2 separate regions of the Homo sapiens genome follow, and region 2 is linked to region 1. A link is an interaction called in ENCODE POLR2A ChIA-PET data of the cell type or tissue named here. Cell type or tissue: endothelial cell of umbilical vein. All regions are shown on one strand. Each heading gives the region's core, and the rest is flanking DNA. Links, peaks and the distances in the headings are about the cores only.

The links. Peaks named below come from ENCODE experiments on the same cell type or tissue, not always from the same donor. Only the 100,000 strongest peaks of a DNase experiment are listed, where the experiment ranks them.
Region 2: POLR2A ChIA-PET joins it to region 1 with 5 read pairs; 5 of 35 experiments call an interaction of 5 or more read pairs at or near these places.

Annotation. Positions count from the first base shown.
Region 1 is chr11:117,311,436-117,321,685 of GRCh38, forward strand. BACE1 (beta-secretase 1) reads right to left here and starts at 4,821. Exons shown (of 9, transcript NM_012104.6): 1 at 4,100-4,821. The coding sequence starts at 4,360. RefSeq lists enhancers at 2,687-3,209, 3,210-3,731 and silencers at 4,260-4,369, 4,460-4,549. In endothelial cell of umbilical vein, for the core only: no CTCF peak of the experiment used is centred there; DNase peaks (open chromatin) are centred at 4,896 and 8,146; H3K4me3 peaks cover 1,900 bases; H3K27ac peaks cover 353 bases.
Region 2 is chr11:117,374,868-117,385,117 of GRCh38, forward strand. CEP164 (centrosomal protein 164) reads left to right here. Exons shown (of 33, transcript NM_014956.5): 11 at 841-924; 12 at 5,747-5,838; 13 at 6,834-7,001; 14 at 7,929-8,075. Among named protein-coding and RNA genes, the nearest start is that of CEP164, 52 kb to the left of the region's middle. RefSeq lists enhancers at 6,320-6,846, 6,847-7,372, 7,540-8,041. In endothelial cell of umbilical vein, for the core only: no CTCF peak of the experiment used is centred there; a DNase peak (open chromatin) is centred at 4,854; H3K27ac peaks cover 1,862 bases.

The DNA of each region.
Region 1 (10,250 bases), core at 961-8,960:
CAAAACCATCTTTGATGCCCTCTTCCTTTCCCTTCACACCAATGTCACCAAATCCTTCCCACCTGCCCTGGCACGTTCTCTGCATCCTGCCCTTCCTTTCTCTTTCCATCTTATTGCAGCCTCATGCCCTCCTTGTCATAGAGGGCCTCACACCTGGACTGTTGTGACAGCCCCCTGTGCCTGTGTCTTTCAGTCCTACTCTTTTTATTTTTATTTATTTTTTGAGACGGAGTCTTGCTCTGTCACCCAGGCTGGAGTGCAGTGGCGCAATCTCAGCTCACTGCAACCTCTGCCTCCCGGGTTCAAGAGATTCTTCTGCCTCTGCCTCCCGAGTAGCTGGAACTACAGGCACGCGCCACCACACCCAGCTAATTTTTGTATTTTTAGTAGAGACGGGGTTTCACCATATTGGCCAGGTTGGTCTCGAACTCCTGACCTTGTGATCCACCTGCCTTGGCCTCCCAAAGTGCTGGGATTACAGGCGTGAGCCACCACACACAGCCCCCACTCTTTTTAAAATTCAGATGTCTCTTCCTGAAAGATTGCTTTCTTCATGTCATTCCCCTGCCCCAATAAATTCAGATTTTCCCTTATATCTGAAGGCCAAAGTCCAAACCTTATAGTCTCACATTTAAGCTTTATGGCTATTTGGCTCTATTTTATTTACCCAAACTTATCTGGTCTTAGCCTAAACCTGTAATATTAACAGGACTGGCTCTCTATTGTCTCCTAAACAACCATGCTTAAGCCCTAACATCCATAACTCATCCTCTCATTCACTGTGGACTCTCCCAATTTTAAGGGGGTAGGGTGGGAAGGAGCAGACATGGACATACGTGTAACGTGCAATTACAGTACAGTGGGATAGTATGGTGCCATCTGCCCCCTGGGAATAGCCTGCCACTCCTGTCCATCCTTCAAGACCATGCTCAGAGCACATGTCCCTGGTGCGGCTTTCCTGGATGAGTTTATCACTTTCTGAACACCTGTGGCACTCACTCTCTGCACTCCTATAAATACATTATTCTCTTTTCTTTTTTTTTTTGAGACGGAGTCTCGCTCTGTCACCCAGGCTGGAGTGCAATGGCGTGATCTCGGCTCACTGCAACCTCTGTCTCCTGGGTTCAAGCAATTCTCCTACCTCAGCCTCCCGAGTAGCTGGGATTATAGGCGCCTGCCACCATGCCCAGATAATTTTTGCATTTTTCGTAGAGATGGGGTTTCACCACGTTGGCCAGGCTGGTCGCGAACTCCTGACCTCAGGTGATCCGCCGGCCTCAGCCTCCCAAAGTGTTGGGATTACAGGCGTGAGCCACCGCGTCCAGCCATAAATGGTTCTCAAATTTGAGGCACAAACTACGGGGCCCCACTGTCAGAGATCCTGTCTCTAGAGGTCAGGGATGGGGCCAGGGAATTTACATTTTTAGCTGACTCCAATGAGGGTTTGCCGACCTCGCTTTGAGTATATCTGCATGGATGACCTTGTACTCGTCACTTCCGCCCTTTCACTTCCACTGTAACTCTATGTGGGCAGAAAACATGTCTTCTTGTCTCTTTGTGGATCAGCCCCCAGGCACCACCAATTAATTGCCTAGCACAGAGAAAGTGCTCCCCAAATTTTACTTTTTCTTGTTCAGAATACAATGCCATCCAAGTTCTCATTTGGCACTTACAACAGCCGCGCCAGGTAGGAAGAAAGGGCGTCCTTCTTACAGACAGATGGGGAGAGAGTCCAAGCCACCAGAGAGCAGAGACTGGCTGATGCAGGCTTAGTTAGAAATCATAGTGCAAGCCACACAGTTGCTTTAGTTGTGGGCTCCCTGGCACTAGCTTCCTGGACTGGTGTTGAACTTTAAGCCCACTTTCCTCTTCTAGAAAGGAACGAGGAAGGAACTGACATTTATTGAGCAATTACTCTCTGCTAAGTACTGGGCTGCAGGATGTATGCATTATTTCAGGGGATCAGGGAAGTACAGCAATGGATACCCCGTTTTTGTTTTTGTTTTTATTTTTTCTGAGACAGAGTTTTGCTCTTGTTGCCCAGGCTGGAGGGCAATGGTGCGATCTTGTCTCACTGCAACCTCCGCCTCCCAGGTTCAAGCGATTCTCCTGCCTCAGCCTCCTGAGTAGCTGGGATTACAGGTGCATGCCACCAGGCCCGGCGAATTATTTTTGTATTTTTAGTAGAAACAGGGTTTTGCTATGTTAGCCAAGCTGGTCTCGAACTCCTGACCTCAGGTGATCTGCCCACCTTGGCCCCCCAAAGTGCTGGGATTACAGGATACCCCAGTTTTATACATGTAAAACGTGGAGGCCCAGGACATCCGAGTTTTTATGCCTCATTGCATAGAATTGAAGAGGCAGAACAGGCCAGACAAGGATAAAGTGACTTCATATTTGTTGGAGGTCAGTTTTATATGCTGGTGTATTGTTCTGGGTGAAAGCACCTAGAACAATTAACCCTCACAACTTAATCCTCACAATTACCTTGCAAAGGAGGTCTCATTTCCTACTCATTTTAAAGATATGACAGTAGTTTCAGAGAGGTTATGCAATTTGCCCAAGGCCACACAGCTGAGAAGAGGAAAAGCTGTGGGTGGTAGAGCTGGGATTCGTGGACTGTCTGACCTCAAAGCTTGTGTGGGTTCTGCAGCCCCGTCCTGCATCGTGCCATGGGGTCCATGCACAGTGTGCACAGCATGTCAGTCGCAGAAACAGGAGTAGGTCCCAGGTCTCTGCATACCTGCTGCTCCCTGACGATATCATCTAGCGTTCTGTTTGCTCAGGGCCTGGATTTGGCTTCTGTCCTGCCCTCCCAAATTCCCACTGGAGACTACTGCTGGGGAAGTTATGGTGCACAGGAAAGAGGATGAGAAAGTGGGGAAGACCAGGCTTTCGACTAGCTGAGAGGTAGGGCTGGGGAGCACGCACCTAGGAAGGCTGGCTTCTGTAAAGTAATTGGGAGGTGGGGGTTTGTGTTTCTCCCAGATCCAGCTGTCTGAGAAGTTCAGGAAAGTGTGGCTGTCCCCTCCGCCCACCCCAAACACACTCCCACCTTCACAGACCCTCCCAAGGACAGACTTCCCAGACACAGATCCGGAGGTGGCTCACAGATGTGCAGGATCAGATTCAAGGTGACACGCACCAGCATACACAGAACCACAGGGCTGCCCGGGCCCGGACTGCCCCACAGAGGCGGCAGATGCACACAGAGGTCAGCCACAGCACCCCACATGGAGGGCTGCTCACCCACAGAGGTGCAGAGGGTGCCACCTCCACCAGCCACCTTGAAGGTACCTTGGAGATTGTCAGGAAGGATGGGGAGGGCATAACAGTGTTTTCTCTGTAACTCCCCTCTCCCCCGCCATGGAAGGAGTCCCACTCTTAAAAGGGAGCTCTGGCTCCTTTCCTACCATTTGTTCTTTCACCAGGCTCAGTTCAGTTCCCCTCTGGCCTGGGGAGGTGTGGGGTGGGGGAGGGGCCGGAGTGTAGACCGCGAGAGGGAGAAGGGGAGGAGGAGGGGACGGCAGGAGCCTGTCCAGGGCTTCCGGGCGGAGTGCAGTCAGGGGGGCCTCGACAACCTCACTTTGCCGTACCAGTGGCAGCCCAGATGGTGGGAGCAAGGTGCTTATTCAACTGCTGCCAGGATTCCTTGGTCCTGGAGGTACTGGGAACAATGGTGGGAATCAGAGGAGGGGACAAGGTTGGGTGGCCAACCTCTAGAGTGGTGGGATTTGGGAGACTCGGACTGGGCCACTGTCAGAGGGGGCTGACACCTGTTATAGTGCCCCTGTGGCGGACCCTTCCTCCAGGTCAGGGTCCCCAGCTGATGTGTCTGTCTTGCCTCAAATCCTTCCAGACGGCGTATGTGTCAGATGAGGAGCAAGGGGAACTAGGCAGCCAGGGGAGACGAGGAGGGAATGGGGAGCTTGGGAACACTTCTGCCAACAACCACGTGACCCCCGGGGAATGGCTGGGGAGGGGTCCCTCCTGCTGTCCCCACCAGCCCATTTGAGCAGGGGCTAGCTTGAGGCATCCCCATCCTGTCTCCCCTCTGCTCATGCAGGCGGAGGGCTAAGGGCTGGCCTGACCACCTTACCGTCTGCGGGGGGCTGCCCACGGTCATCTCCACGTAGTAGCCCTGCCCCGACTTGCCCCTCAGGTTGTCCACCATCTCCACAAAGCTGCCCCTCCGGCCGGGCTCCTCGGGCTCTTCGTCGGTCTCCCGGGGCAGCCGCAGCCCCAGGGGGGCGCCCCCCAGGCCGCTGCGCAGGGGCAGCCGGATGCCGTGCTGGGTGCCGTGGGCAGGCAGCACTCCCGCGCCCATCCACAGCAGGAGCCAGGGCAGGGCTTGGGCCATGGTGGGCCCCGGCCTTCGGGCCCTCTGGGCTCGCACTGGCCCACGTCCGTCCCTGGCGCCTGCCCCCAAGTCTGGGTGGTGCTGGTGGCTTCTCAGGAGAGGGAGCTTGGGGGCATCAGGACGCCAGGGCCTGCAGGGCCCTGGGCCAGCCCCCGGGTCCGGGCTGTGGAGAGCGGTCAGGGGAGATCCGCAGAGCACGGGAGCAGGGGAGAGGCTGGGATCCGGAGCCCGCTACATCGGCACGGCGGCGGCCAGCCTGGGCAGCGGGCGCGGGCTCCCGGCGGGGCTGGGAGGGGCGGGCATGGCGGGCCGGTGGCGGCTTCCCTGGTCCCCCCGGCGGGCGGCGGCGCGGGCAGGGGCAAGGGCTCCGGGCTCCTGCGGCTGCGTTGGCTGCTCAGGCCACCATAATCCAGCTCGCGGCTCGCAGCTCCCGGGCGGGCTGGGGAGGCGGAAAGACTTGTGGCGGCGGCTGTCAAAGCCAAAAGGTTTTCGCTTTTCCCTGGGATCGCTGGGAAGTGTAGTCTTCCCATGGCAGGCAATCCGGCTTCCGGGGCTGGAGAGGGGTCTGGGATGCCCTCTGCCGAGGTGGAGTCCGCCCTGCAAGGCCCTGGCGGGAAGGGCCAGACGGATGGAGAGGGGCACACCTCCCGTCTGTCAGTCTTTCTTTCAGCATGGAAGGAGCACCCACTGTATGCCAGGCACACTGCCAGGCGCTGGAGATACAGAGAGAAATAAACGGTGATTCTACACGGGACAGTTAAGTGATTCCTGCCGCGGTGGGGTTTCACACTATACGATGTGGCATTAAGGAGTAGGGATTTGGAGGGACATCTAGGGGATCTGGGAAGACTCAGTGGGAGAAGGTGGTATTTAATTTGAGCGTTTAAAAATGGGTAGGATTTTCACGAGCAGAGATTGAGGGAGCAGGATGAAAGGGGAGGAAGAGTTTTTCCAGGCTGCAAACCAGCGGAGCAGGGTCCAAAAGGGGAAAGTGCAGTTGTCTTATTTTCTCCTGCGCCTGCGATCTGCGGGCAGGTAAGAGCCAGTGGGTCTTCTCCCATCTGAACCTGTTTGTGCCCTTGAGGCTCTACTTGAATCCTTATGGCTCCTCTGATTTTCTGCACCATCAGCCAGACTGAGGAGAAATGGCTGTTGATAGCTTTAAAGTGTTAACACTCCGAAAAGTATCTCTATATTAACTGGTAAGAGCTTAAAGCCTTGAACCAAAAGCGTTAGAGTTCTAATAGCTTAAAGGAGAAAAGCCGGTATGGTTTTAACAATATATTGTTTATCAAATGTGGAAAGCCATTGATAAAATTCAGCAGTTACTCTGATTTAATTTTTTTAAAAAATGAAAGGGAATCTTCATTTTTCTTTTGAAAAGGAGACTTGCTCTGTCACCCAGGCTGGAGTGCAGTGGCATGGTCTCAAGTCTGCAACCTCCGCCTCCCGGGTTCAAGCAGTTCTCATGCCTCAGCCTCTGAGTAGCTGGGATTACAAGCATGCGCCACCATACCCAGCTAATTTTTGTATTTTTAGTAGAGATGGGATTTCACCATGTTGGCCAGGCTGGTCTCGAACTCCTGGCCTCAAGTGATCCGCCCACGTCGGCCTCCCAAAATGCTGGGATTATAGGCATGGACCACTGTACCCAGCCAGGAAACTTTTTAAACAAGATAACGACAACAACAACAAATGTAGTAATAACAGGCTACGTTACTCCCATTAAAGGCAGGCTTTGGAAAGGAAAGATCATTATCTCTACTCTTTTTTTTTTTTTTTTTGAGAAGGCGTCTCGCTTTGTCGCCCAGGCTGGAGTGCAGTGGTGGGATCTCAGCTCACTGCAAGCTCTGCCTCCCGGGTTCAGGCTATTCTCCTGCCTCAGCCTCCCGAATAGCTGGGACTACAGGCGCCTGCAACCACGCCCCGCTAATTTTTTGTATTTTTAGTAGAGACGGGGTTTCACCGTGTTAGCCAAGATGGTCTCGATCTCCTGACCTCGTGATCCTCCCGCCTCGGCCTCCCAAAGTGCTGGGATTACAGGCGTGAGCCACCGCGCCCGGCCGATCATTATCTCTACTCTTATCCTACACGGTTCAGACCGGTCTGATTGACTCAAAAGACAAGAAAATGGAAAAAGTGTTATATATGTTGGAAAGCAAAGGAATCATTAGTTGCAGATTATATGATATGGATAGAAAACCCTAATCAATAAGATGATTAGACACAAGTTAAAAAAATCGAAATCAAAATAGAGAAATGTATCTATGGGAATTGTAGATATGATAGAGATGGCATTCGTATTAGAGGAAAATGGACGCATTATTCAAAAACTGTTGTTGGGACGTCTGGCAGCCCATTTGGAAGGAAAAAAAACCAAATCCAATTTCATTCCTCTGAAAATAAACTCCAGATAGATTAAAGAATTTAACATTAAAATAAAACTACAGGAAAAATAGAATATTTTCATGATCTTATATTGAAGAAGACCTCCCTAACAAACCCTAGAAGGTAAACAAACCCAAAAACTGGATGGATTTGATGACTTAAATATTTAAAACTTCTGTAGAATCAGAAGTATTCCAATACCACCAGTGTTCTAATTCTGGTTCAATTAGTAACTGGGAGAGCCCACTCTGGTTACTTACTTTTTGAGTCCTTTTTTTTTTTTTTGAAACAGTCTCACTTTATCACCCAGGCTGGAGTGCAGTGGCTTCATCTCAGCTCACTGCAACCTCCTCCTCCTGGGTTCAAGCGATTCTTGTGCCTCAGCCTCCTGAGTAGCTGGGATTACAAGCGCACACCACCATGCCTGGCTAATTTTTTTTTTTTTTGAGACGGAGTCTCCCTCTGTCACCCAGGCTGGAATGCAGTGGCATGATCTCAGCTCACTGAAACCTCTGCCTCCTCAAGCGATTCTCCTGCCTCAGCCTCCCAAGTAGCTGGGACTACGGGCACGCGCCAGCACGCCCAGCTAATTTTTGTATTTTTAGTGGAGACGGGAATTCACCATGTTAGCCAGGCTGGTCTCTAACTCCTTACCTCAAGTTATCTGCCTGCCTCAGCCTCCCAAAGTGATGAGATTACAGGCGTGAGCCAACTTGCCTGGCCCCTTTTTGAGACTTGATTTTATCATTTGTAAAATGGAGATAATGATATTAATAGTTCAAACCTCAAAAGGTAAGAATTCGATGAGACAATCCATGTAAAGCATTTAGAATGGTGTCCAGCATATTGTAAGTGCTCAATAAAGGTCAGCTATTAGGATTATTACTGTTGCAACTACTGAGAAAACTGACATTTACAAAGTTAAAAGATCAGTCACAGATTAAGAAACAACATTTATCACACAATAGAGACAAAGGGCTAATGTTTATAATGTGCAAAGAGCTTCTACAAATCAATATAAATCCCAAACAACCTGATAGAAAAATGAACAAAGGGTAAGGGGAAAGAGTGAGGAAAAACAACAACAAAACACAAAAAAGAAAAGAAAAAGAAAAATGAACAAAGAATGTGAACAGTTAATTCACAGAGGAAATTCAAATGGATGATAAACATAAAAAACCTTGAAAAAAGCTTAACTTCGTTAATAGTTGAAAGAACACAAAGTAAAACAGTAGATTCTTTGTTCCTTTTTCTTTCTTTCGTCTCCTCTCAGATTGGTAACATTTGGTATTGGTGAAGGTATTGTTTGGACTGTAAATTATTCCATTTTTGGAGAGTAATTTGCAATGCCTATTAATATGTTAAAAATGCAAACTCTTTGGGCAATGGCATTTCTAGGACCCTTTCCAACAAAAACAACAATATTTCAGCAGTGTGTACTATGGCAAAACCTTGGATTCAAAACAAATGAAGCTGGGTGTGATAGTTCACGCCTGTAATCCAAGCCACTTGGGAGTCTGAGGTGGGAGGATCGCTTGTGGCCAGGAGTTCAAGACCAGCCTGGAGACAGAGCAAGACCCCATCTCTTTAAGCAAAACCAAAAATAATCATCAAGCCTGTAATCCTAGCACTTTGGGAGGCCGAGGTGGGTGGATCACCTGAGGTCAGGAGTTTGAGACCAGCCTGGCCAACATGGTGAAATCCTGTCTCTACTAAAAATACAAAAAAATTAGCCAGGCATGGTGGTGGGTGCCCATAATCACAGCTACTTGGGAGGCTGAGGCAGGAGAATCGCTTGAACCCGGGAGGTGGAGGTTGCAGTGAGCCGAGATTGCACCACTGCACTCCAGCCTGGGTGACAGAGCAAGACTGTCTCAAAAAAAAAAATTTAGCTAGGTGTGATGGCACATGCCTGTAATCCCAGCTACTTGGGAGGTTGAGGCAGGAGAATCGCTTGAACCTGGGAGATAGAGGTTGCAGTGAGCCGAGATTGCGCCACTGCCCTCCAGTCGGGTGACAGTGAGAATCGGTCTCAAAAAAAAAAAAAAAATTAAATAGGGAACAAGACATTTGTTCAATGAAATCCTAAGTAACCATTAAAAACAATGGGATAGCTTCTTATAAACTGGCCTTCCAGGCTGGAGTGCAGTGGCACAGTCTTGGCTCACTAAAACCTCCACCTCCCAGGTTCAAGCAATTCTCTGCCTCAGCCTCCTGAGTAGCTGGGATTACAGGCGTGTGCCACCATGTCTGGCTAATTTTTGTATTTTTAGTAGAGATGGGGTTTTGCCATGTTGGCCAGCCTGGCTAATTTTTGTGTTTTTAGTAGAGATGGGGTTTCACCACGTTGGGCAATTCTCTGCCTCAGCCTCCTGAGTAGCTGGGATTACAGGCGTGTGCCACCATGTCTGGCTAATTTTTGTATTTTTAGTAGAGATGGGGTTTTGCCATGTTGGCCAGCCTGGCTAATTTTTGTGTTTTTAGTAGAGATGGGGTTTCACCACGTTGGCCAGACTGGTCTCGAACTCCTGACCTCGTGATCCACCTGCCTCGGCCTCCCAAAGTGCTGGGATTACAGGTGTGAGCCACCGCGCCCGGCCTGTTTATGACAAGTTAAAGAAAGCATGTCAGGGGCCTGACGTGGTGGCTCACACCTGGAATCCCAGCACTTTGGGAGGCCAAGGCGCGTGAATCAGGAGTTCAGGGCCAACCTGGCCAAGATGGTGAAACCCTGTCTCTACTAAAAATACAAAAATTAGCTGGGCGTGGTGGCGGATGCCTGGAATCCCAGTTACTCGGGAGGCTGAGGCAGAGAATTGTTTGAACCCGGGAGGCGGAGGTTGCAGTGAGCCAAGATCATGCCAATGCACTGTAGCCTGGGTGACAGAGTGAGACTACGTATCAAAAAAAAAAAAAAAGCACATGTTAGAACAATAACATTATGATCTCATTTCTGTAAAAATTAAAAAGAATGGGCTGTGCATATATGCATAAATATGTAGGTATATACATTTACATCTGCATAAGCATAAAAAAATATGGAAGATAGCACCCACAGTGTCAACAGTGGTTTCCTTTGAAGTGTAGGGTTTAATTTCTTCCTTAGTTTGCTCATTCATTCATTCAGTAAATGTACACTGAGTGCCTACTACACGCTAAGCACTATTTTAGGCACTGAGGATACAATGATATGTAAAATCCCTGTCCTCATGGAGCTTACACTCTAATGCAGGAAGACAGACAGTAAAGAAATAAAATTATAGTATCTTGGATGGTGATATGTGCTATAGAGAAAAATAAAATAGAGAAAGGAGATGGGAGGGCGGTTTGCAGTTTCAAATAAAGTGGATTGAAAGTGTAGAGGGAACATTTTATATCTTTGTATCCTTAAATAATTGGTAGGATTATCAAGTGTTTTCCTTTCTTATCATGTGAGTAGTTTTCTGTATAGCCCAAATAAACAGTATAAAAAAGAGAATAAAAAGTTATTTTTTTCCCAGAA
Region 2 (10,250 bases), core at 667-8,666, 63 kb after region 1:
TGTGACAGAACTCTCCCCATTAACATGCTGTTGGGTAGCAGTCCTTCACTTAGCCCAGCAGGGATCTTAGGCTCAGAGAGGGTGGGATCGTGGGCCTGTGGCAGCCAAAGGACAGCAACAAACTGGCACCAGTGTGGGCACTTGCTGCCTGTCCCAAAGAGAAGCCAGTGCAGGAATCATCACTAATTAACTCTCATTGTCCAGAGGGGAACCTGTATGGAAAGGGGATGGAACGAGCTGGAAAGAGCCCACCAAGGCTCATTTCCAAACTGCCCACAGGTTTTCTGGGGATGTTGGCATCTCTTCTCATGCCTGGTTGGGCACCACGGAGAGGGAGAGACAGCTGGAAAGTGACATCCTTCGCAGCATGTGTCATGGAAAGAGCTTGGGCTTTGGAGTCAGTGCGGGGCCCCATCTGACCCCCAGGCCCCTTGCTTATCAGCTGTGTGACCCTGGGCGAGTTATATGTGCTCTCCAACCTGCTTCCTTATCTGTGGGATGAGGGAAAGAGTTTTAGTCTCACAGGGTTATTTTTTCCCCATAATTTTCTTATGAAAAGTTTCAAATATATGGAACAATTAAAAAAATTGTACAGTGAATACCCACATACTCACCATCTATAGGCCACAATTAACATTTTACCATACTTGCTTGACATATCTTTCCATTGAGTCACAGTGTCATTTTGAAGATGAAATTAGTAGATGTTGAAATGTTTGGCACAGAGCTGGGCACATAATAGACATCTTTCTGGAAAGTGGAGTTGGGGTAGTGAAGAGGCCTGGTGGGTGTTGACTGTGACAGAGGCAGAGTTGACCTTTGCATCTCCACTGTCTCCAGGACTTCGGTTTTCGCAGCCGGATCTCGGAGCACCTGCTGGATGTTGATGTGCTTTCCCCAGTCCTGGGTGGAGCTTGTCGGCAGGTGAGTTTCTGTGGGTGGTGGGCTGAGCTGGGGCCTCATTTTCCCTCACAACTTTTTCGGATGACCCAGAACTGAGCCCTGCCCATCACAGGGTGCATTTCTGTAAGTCCTCTCCCTTCTAATTCATTAAGGCATGGTCCTGACTGCCTTTCACGGGGCTTCTGACCATTCCTGCATTGTTGCTATAAATTAAAGCCCTCTTCCACCATGTATTTATCCATTTATCCACTCATTCAGCAGCTGAAGAGTGGACTGTCTGCTCATGTGCAAAGCGCTGTGTAGATTGTAGATTTCAAGGCACTTCCCATCCTGGCCCATTCATCCTCTTTACATGCCCAGCCCACCTGCTGCTCACCAGCTGGATCTGCTGCTCGCTATTGCTGGGGCACACTCCACCTCCGCCACGCCTCTGCCTGCCACTCTGCTTTCCCATTTTTCCCAGCAAGCTCTTTTTTGGTCCTGGAGGTTCACCTCTGACACCTCCTCCTCAAATGGGATGAATTGTTCCCTTTCTTTGCTCCGTTTAGTCACTCTTGTTTTGTTTGATGGTTGTTTGTCTGTCTCCCCTGCCAGATGTTAGCTCTGTGTGGGCATGGATGATGATTGACCCATGTGTGGTACAAAGATGGCTCAAACAGAGATCCTGTCCTTAAGGAGCTTCAAGCCAAGAAGACTTTTCTTTTTCTTTGTGGATTGGTTAGAAGAGCAGTTCTGGCACATGATCTCTGCAAGTGTAAGGGAACATTTGGTTTGGGCAAAATGGAAATTTGTTGGGTGAAACAAACAAGATGTTTAATACGAACCCAGCCTTGGAGCCTTTAGTGAAATGTGTGCTAGAGGCAGCCTTGGAGCCTTTAGTGAAATGTGTGCTAGAGGCAGGCCAGTTGCATTTGAGCCCAACATGTTCCTCTCAGCTCTGGCTGATAAAACCTTTCTGGGCCACTGTCCAGCTACCAGGTCCTTGTTGGATCTTGGTCATCCTGTTTGCAGTGCTAAAGAGATGTGAAGGCACAGTCAAAGGAAGGTGGGATTAGTCAGGAAAGGTTTGGAGCAGGCGAATTGTGAGGCTCCTTTGGCAGTAGGTGAGTGGGAAAGTTACTGAGTCAGTGCAGTGGAGGTGGATTCCATTGTTTGGGGTCCAACACCTGGCCAGTATCAGAATTACTTGGGAGCTTGAAAAAAAGACAGATTTCTGGGTCTACCTAAGACCTGATGTGGCCAGCAGCCTCTTTTTGGGCTATGCCACTTGCTGTAACGCAGTAGCAGGACCTGACTTGGTTTTGGTTCTCACGAAGTGCAGCCTCCTGAGGTGGCCATCCCTGGCAGAGGAAGCCCTAAGCCAGCGGTCCCCAACCTTTTTGGCATCAGGGACCAGTTTCTTGGAAGACAGTTTTTCCAGATGGGGCCAGGGGTGGGGGCATTAGATTCTCATGAGGAGTGCGCAACCTAGATCCCTTGCATGCACAGATCACGATAGGGTTCATGCTCCTGTCAGAACCCAGTGCCACTGCTGATCTGACAGGAGGTGGAGCTCAGGTGATAATGTTTGCTTGCCTGCCCACTGTTCACCCCCTGCTCTGTGGCCTGGGGGTTGGGGACCCCTCCCCTAAGCTATACCTTGTGACCTGCCTGTTGTGATGTGGGTAACAGTGCTCAGTGTGGCTGACCAAGTAGCCAAGCCTTTGCAGGCTCAGCTTCCAGCTGTCTGCCATCTCTGGGGGTGGAGGGGTCGAGATGGGGAGGTGGAGCTGGAGGAGAGAGCAGCAGCCCCTTCATGGGACAGAACTGTAGATGCCATCTTCTGTTCTTCCTGTGCGCTCTTGCCCATTTTGCCGTATTTTCCATGTCTCTCTCAAGGGCAGGACCAGGGCAGAAGGCTTATAACTGAGCTATACTAGTTTTTGTTCATTTAAAATATTTGCAATGCAGCTTTATTGAGATAAAATTGACATACAATAAACTGCACATTTATTTGATAAGTTTTACCGTATTATATACCTTCACAACCATCACCACAAAAAACGATTATAATGAATTAGACATAATACATTTCTTTCTTTCTTTCTTTTCTTTTCTTTCTTTTTTTGAGATGGAGTTTCCCTCTGTTACCTAGGCTGGAGTGCAGTGTCATGATCTTGGCTCACTGCAACCTCCATCTCCTGGGTTCAAGCGATTCTCCTGTCTCAGCCTCCCCAAGTAGCTGGGACTACAGGCATCCACCACCATGCCCGGCTAATTTTTTTTTTTTTGTATTTTTAGTAGAGATGAGGTTTCCCCATGTTGGCCAGGCTGGTCTCGAACTCTTGACCTCAGGTGATCTGCCCGCCTTGGCCCCCCAAAGTGCTGGGATTACAGGCATGAGCCACCGTGCTCGGCAAACATAATACATTTCATAATGAATTAGAAAAGTGATTATAAAATTGTTTCAAGTAATACAGAAGATCCAAGTTCTCAGCTTCCTGTAGCCTTACACAGGCAGGGACTATGGATAGTTCCCATTCACATTTTTCATGTACCTTTCCAGAAAATTTTCTGTGTACATATAAGCATATATCTATTTTCTCTTATCTTTTTTCTTCCCATAAAAATTGGGATTGTGCTACCTAAACTGCATGGTGATGTGCTCTTTAAATTTGAGAATAGGCACTTGACTTATTTCTGAGTTATTTCATTTAGATCTACCATATTCTTTTTGTTGGCTGCACAGTCTTCTGCTGTATGAATACACCATGGTTTATTTAACTGAGGACTGCATCTTAAATGAAAACAAGACCCTAGAGCCAAGTTAAGGAGAGGGAAATGGTATTTTAGGCCAGAGGCTTAGGATGTGCGATTGTCTCCCCTTTCTGAAGAATGCTGACCTTGGCTGCTTTCCTCATCTGGATCCTTTGCTTCCTTTTCTGGAGCAAAAAAGTTAAGGAAGAGGACCCTCTCTATCAAGAGGACCGTCCATCTGGGTATTTCCCCGAGGATCCCCTTTTCTCTGTCAGTGGGGGATAGTTCAGTTTCTCACAGAAATATAGGTGAAACAAGAAGGCAGAGGCCAGAAAGCCATGGTCTGCAGCCAGCCCTCCTGTCTGCTGCCTTTTTTCTTATGGTGTATGGCTGATAGCCCCGGAGTCCTTTCTGACTCAGGGCTCAGTCCCCCTATTTTTATTACTATCACCCCCACTTCATTACTCATCTTATATTTTAGTTTGTTAAATGGAGTGGGCCTGTCACCTCGACAGGTGAGAGAGGGAGATATTTGATGAGCATGGTGTGGTCTGTGGGGGAAGACAAGTTGTGAGTTGCACCCTCGAAGGGGAAAGAGGTGGGGCAGGAAAGGCTGCGTGCCCTGCCATTGTCTGCAGGCTCTGCCCGTGCTGATGTGATGAGGAGTGGCAGCCCTGGCAGGGAGCCCTTCTGCTACAGGCACCGGGAGGTACTCACAGGCAGCATTTCTATTTTTAATGTAATTTGGGGGAGCTGGGTTTTAGTTCAAGCCCTGCCCTTCCTCACCCATCCAGATGGCAGGGTTAGCCACAGCTGCTGGGGCTTAGGCTGCCAGTGGAGAGGTATGGGGGCTGTGGGCACAGGGCTGGGGACCCTACTGGGAAAGATGGAGTGAGCTGTCTCCCGCCCCACCTCTCCTGTTGACCCTGTGTCCCAGAACAGACGGGGCTCCTGTCGGTGTGACAGAAGGAGTGCAGGTCCTAGGATGGGGACTGGCACTGGCAGAGTCTTTTCTTTTTGTTTTTTACCTTAGGCTGGGGGAGAGGGAGAGGAATGTGGGAAGAGGAGCTAACATTGATGGCGTGCCTTCTTTGGGTCACGAGCTGGGCCTTACGTATATGAGCTGATTTAATCCTCACCAGAAGCCCTGTGAGTTGCAGTTTGCTATCCCATTTTATACAGTGGAGGAGACAGACTTCCTAGGCAGGAAGAGCTAGAACAAAGGGTTGACCCCAGGCCGACTACACTACTGTACCTCTGTGGAAAATATTTGAAATGATCATGAATATTTCTCCCCTCCAGGCTGGGTGACAAAGTGAGACCTTGCCTCAAAGAATAGTTCTTCCTTTTTTTTTTTTTTTTTTTTTTTAAACCAACTTGCTAAATGTCACTAGTCACCCAAGCTTTAAAATGAGATTTTTGTTCTGTTTTGTTTTGTTTTTGATGGATGATGTAATTGCTGACTGGGAAGGGGGCATCATTGTCTGCTGATGGGGCCAGGGTGCTTGCGGGGACCCTGAATGTAGCGAAGGAGCACTTTGTCTTCCTTCCTCCAGGTGCCAGGTGGTGCCCTTTTTGTCTCTGGCACAGCTGTCTCTCTCATTCTACCAGGACTCCATCTCTCCAGGACTTATCCTTTCTCATGTGCTTGCCTGTGGCCCCCGATTCTGCCCTCGTAATTTCAGCACGCTTGTCATTCACTGGCACTGCTAATCTGGGCCTCTGTGGATTTGGGGTACTCATGGATTTCTCTGCTTTCTCTGCACAGCTCACAGTGCAGGCTTCCAGCAGCAGGAGGCAGGATTTTCTTTTTCTTGTGTGTTCTCCTTCAGCCTCTGGCTCCTGACTCTCTGTGTAGTGGCTGTGGTCTTCTGCCACATCTTCCCCAGGCCTCAAGGCTGACCCAGGGAGCAGCTGTGAACCTAGCCAAAGCTTGGGGAAGCTTCACTGTGCAGTAGATCAACCTTCTGTTCTACGTCCCGTATGGTCCCATCTTCTGGAGAGCAACTTCTCAGTGCTTTCGTCTAAGCTTGAGAGCCAGCAGGAGGATGGAGGGACCCAAATGCAGTCCCTCCAACACAAACTTTTTATTGCTTCTCTCCTACAGGCCCAGCAACCACTGGGAATAGAAGACAAGGATGACAGCCAGTCCAGCCAAGATGAGCTGCAGAGCAAGCAGTCCAAAGGCCTGGAGGAGAGGTACCATAGGTGGGAGGCTATCCCCAGCGCTGTGCCTTCAGGGTGGTGTGGACTTGGGCAGAATTCTTGGCTTTGGTGGCCGGCCTGGCTCAGTGTACAGTTGCTTGGCAGCAGGTGATGAACTGGCTGGATGGCCTTGCAGGGTCTGTGTGTGCACATGCGTGTGTATATGTGTGTGCACGTGTGTGTACTGGCAATGTGTGTATATGTTTGCATGCATGAGCAGACCCTTTGTTTCTTCACCAAGATGGGAATGTGAAGTGCCACTGGGTACAATTGGCAGGACTCTGGGCACCATTGTGGGGCCAGGGCTGATGAAGCTGTGTGTGTGCCTGGTTATGGGCCAGGGCTGAAGAAACCTTGTGGAGGTCTGGAGGAGTCGCATTGGAGGGTTGGTACTGCAGCTCAAGAGTTCTGAGCCAGGGCCCTGCCACATCAGAAATGGCTGTAGCTATCTGTGAGAGTGCAACTGTGTGTGATGTGACAGGGGCTCTCAGCTTCTCCGGCCTGAGCCCCATGACAAGGGCTGCCACCCTAGAAGGGGAAGGAGAATGGTCATTTCACTTTTGGACCTGCAAAAACTATCCATGACAGCTTCATGCATTTTTCTAGTTTGACCTCTTGAGTCTGGCTTCTCTTTTTCTCCCCACTTAGTTCTTCCACCCCTCCCTGGCCCCAGTGCTGGTGAGCTCTGGGGATGGGTATACTTGTGAGTGTGTCCTGCTCTTACTCCTGAACCAAGCAGAGGCAGTATAGGGACCCCTGTGGAGCCTGACTCCAGTCTAGGTAAAAGGAGGGCTCAGGAGGGAGTCTATCCTTCCCACATGTGTGGCTGCCTTGCCCTGCTATGGCTCTCCATGGATGGATGTGGGGGTGGGGCTGGAGCATAACCCAGGAGGAGGCAATGACCTAGGTCCACACACTGTACTCCCCAGTTCTCTTCCCGCTCTCCAAATGGAGGGGCCTGACTCTGCTGCTCTGCCCGGCCTGACCAGGTTATCTCCTCCACTTCCACACGAGGAGCGGGCCCAGAGTCCCCCTCGCAGCCTGGCCACTGAAGAAGAGCCTCCCCAGGGCCCCGAGGGGCAGCCCGAGTGGAAGGAGGCAGAGGAGCTTGGGGAGGACTCTGCAGCCAGCCTCAGCCTGCAGCTGTCCCTCCAGAGGTAAGGATGAGGGGAAGCATCCTCATGAGGATGAGGGCTGGTGGCTGCTCTGTGTGTAGTGGGTATGTGTGCTAGTGCTGAGAGAGATGGGGGTGGGGTTGGCTTGGGGAGGGAGTGGGGAGCTGGGGCGGGTTTGTAGCCTCAGCAGCAGCAGCAGCAGAGGCTCTGCTTAGTGTCCCATGGGATCTGGATATGAGGAAATGTGCCTCTTCCTAGTCCTCAGTCTACAGCTGAAATCAGGGTATGTGGTCTGATTAGAGGAACTTAGAAACTCTTGAATAAGGAGGTGTCTCTTTTGTCACAGCTGCCTCCCTGCAAGGGGCTGGAGCAGAGACTGGTATCACCCTGGCTGCTCCATTCCTGTCAGGGAAGCCCTTTCTCTAGTCCCCTCCCTACCAGCACCCCTGTTTCCAATAGTCATCCTACTTCTTGTCATTCAGCAACCCCAGCTGGAGCCCTGTTATGTGCTCGGCCCAGGGAGAGGGAAGCCCAGATAACTCTGGGTCCAGCTGAGAGGACCTTTTTTCTTAGCCTAGTCAAGAGCGTGGTGGACATTTGCTAGTTGTCTGTCCCCCTAGCAAGAGAAACATGCTGGTCTTAGAATTCATTGGGTTGGAATGAGTCACTAGGGAACCTGAGCAGCATCGATGTGCAATCAACAGCATCCACTGAACACCTGCTGTGTACGGAGCTCCTGGGGTACCATAACCATCTTGCTTCCATTGTGAGGCAGGAGTCTCTAGTCTTTGATGCAAATAATTCAGGGAGAGGAAGGGCGGGGAGAGGGAGGTCTAAGACCCGAGGTAGGGAAATTGTTGGGCTGTCTCTCTTGTCTCTGTCATAGCTCTTTGACCCCAAATGGCGTACATCTTAAGCCTCTTGCTTTCTTACTGGCTTTAACACAGTTGTTTCCTTACTGCTATCAAGGGAGCAGGCCCCAAGCCCACCTGCTGCCTGTGAGAAGGGCAAGGAGCAGCATTCCCAGGCCGAGGAGCTGGGCCCTGGGCAGGAAGAGGCAGAGGATCCTGAGGAGAAGGTGGCGGTCAGCCCCACCCCGCCAGTCTCTCCAGAGGTGTAAGGGCCAGTTTTGTGTGTCTGTCCCTGACCTCCACTGCGTGTGGGCTGCTTCAGTGCCTATTCACTCTTGGGTGGTGGGAGGTGGGGCTCAGGCTCTGGCCAAGGGTTAGAGTGTAGGGAGATTAAGCATATCCTTGGTGCTCTGTGTGCAGCCTTGAGAGCCCCACACAGGCATGACTGATCCTTACCTGGGGTTAGCTTTGGTCTCTGGGGCTCCTGGTCAGGACTTGAGGTACAAGGGCAGATGAGGGGGTACCTCCTGGCTCATTTGCTAAACTTGCTAAATCATGTTTCCTGTCTACCAAGCACTGTTTTTCTCTTCAAAAATGTTGTTGAGGTATGTATGTACACTGCAGTACATAGGCCTAAAGTGTACAGTTCAGTGAAAGTTTGCATCTGTGCACACTGTATAATGGCCACTCAAACAGGGAATGTCTCCATCCCTCGAGGAAGTTTCCTCGTGCCCCTCTCAAACCACTCACCCCAGATCTTCACTGTTCTGGCCTGTGAGCTCCAAGTTCTGGCCAAAGGGTCATTTTTCCAGTTCTCTACTTCACATACATGGAATTATACAGTATACAGGATTGATCTTTTGTGCTTGTGTTCAAAGCTCAGTGTGTTTTTCTGATTCACCTATGTTGTTGAACCAAGTACTTCTAAAATTTAGAAATCATTTAGCTTTTCTCCTTCCATTCTTACCCTTCCCCTTCCTACTCAGTTTTCAGACGAGGAAACTGAGGCTCAGAGAAGTGAAGGGATTCATCTAAGGTAACATCGCTAGTCAGTGGCAGAATTAGAACTAGATTATAGGCCGGGCGCGGTGGCTCACACCTGTAATCCCAGCACTCTGGGAGGCCGAGGCAGGTGGATCACCTGAGGTCAGGAGTTTGAGACCAGCTGGCCAACATGGCGAAACCCCGTCTCTACTAAAAATACAAAAATTAGCTGGGCGTGGTGGCAGGTGCCTATAATCCCAGCTACTTGGAAGACAGAGGCAGGAGAATTGCTTGAACCTGGGAGGTGGAGGTTGCAGTGAGCCGAGATCGTGCCACTGTATTCCAGCCTGGGCAACAAGAGCGAAACTCTGTCTCAAATAAAAACACTAGTTTATAGTCACTAGAGCCCTAGACTTCTGACTTTAGTCTGCAGCCACTGTTCCTTTTCTCTGCATAGAGAAAGAGAAGGATCAGGACTTAACATTTTCCCTTCTGTGAACTGAGCAGGTCTAAAGGATTTGGGACTGACTCATGAGCAGAGACAGGTTTATGCACACATTACTCACAGCAAGTTCATGCACACATTACTCACTGAGAGCTGGCAGGGCACGTGAGCTCAGGATCTCATGTTGTCACCATAACATTGCAGGAGTGGTGTATGGAAGGGGTGGTCATGTCTTTCAGATGGTGATACATCCTACAGTGAAAACTGTGACCTGGAGGAATTATATGGCTTTCCTGTCACCTTGGTGGCTGTGGTTAGCCAGTTCAGGATGCTTTCTGTGAGGACAGGAGGTGGATGTAGTTCAGAGAGAGGAAGATTGGGCAGAGGTCAGAGGGATGTCTTCCCAGGACCTCTAGAGGGAAGCCTGGGCAGCCGGGCTCAGTTGGGGCCTTGGCTTCCCCAGCTCCTCCCCAGTTGCCTTGGCCGATTCATTCCTTTGTCTTGTGTTTCTCCCGCCATCCCAGCGAGGCTGCCCCTGCTAGGGTCTGAGAAATACCTGACCACGCAGTTTCAGTTTATACCATCCCCTTAGGAAATGCCTTCTCTTCCTTTCCTGAGTCTCTTCAGGCCCCATCGCTTCCGTGTTATTAATCTTTACAGCGGCATCAGGAATGGATGGGTTGTCTAGGTTTTGTGGGAGTAGCTCTGTGTCTGTCAGCTTCCAAAGGTGTAGTCAAGCTGGATCTGAAGGGTTAGGAGCAGAGGGCAAGCTAGAGGGAGCAGGTAGGTCCAGGAGGCAACATGTGCCACTCACCGAATGCTTTCTGGCCAAGGCCAGGGCTAGGAAACAGGAAGGTCCTCCCCGTGTCATGCCAGCATCTTTCGTGAGGATTTCCAGAGAAGAGGGTAAAAGAATCCAAACCACCAAGTTGAGTATGAGAGGAGACATAACTTTTGTGGTAGTACCATGAAAACCATTTCACAGTGTTTCTAGGTGCCATTTCCCCGCCC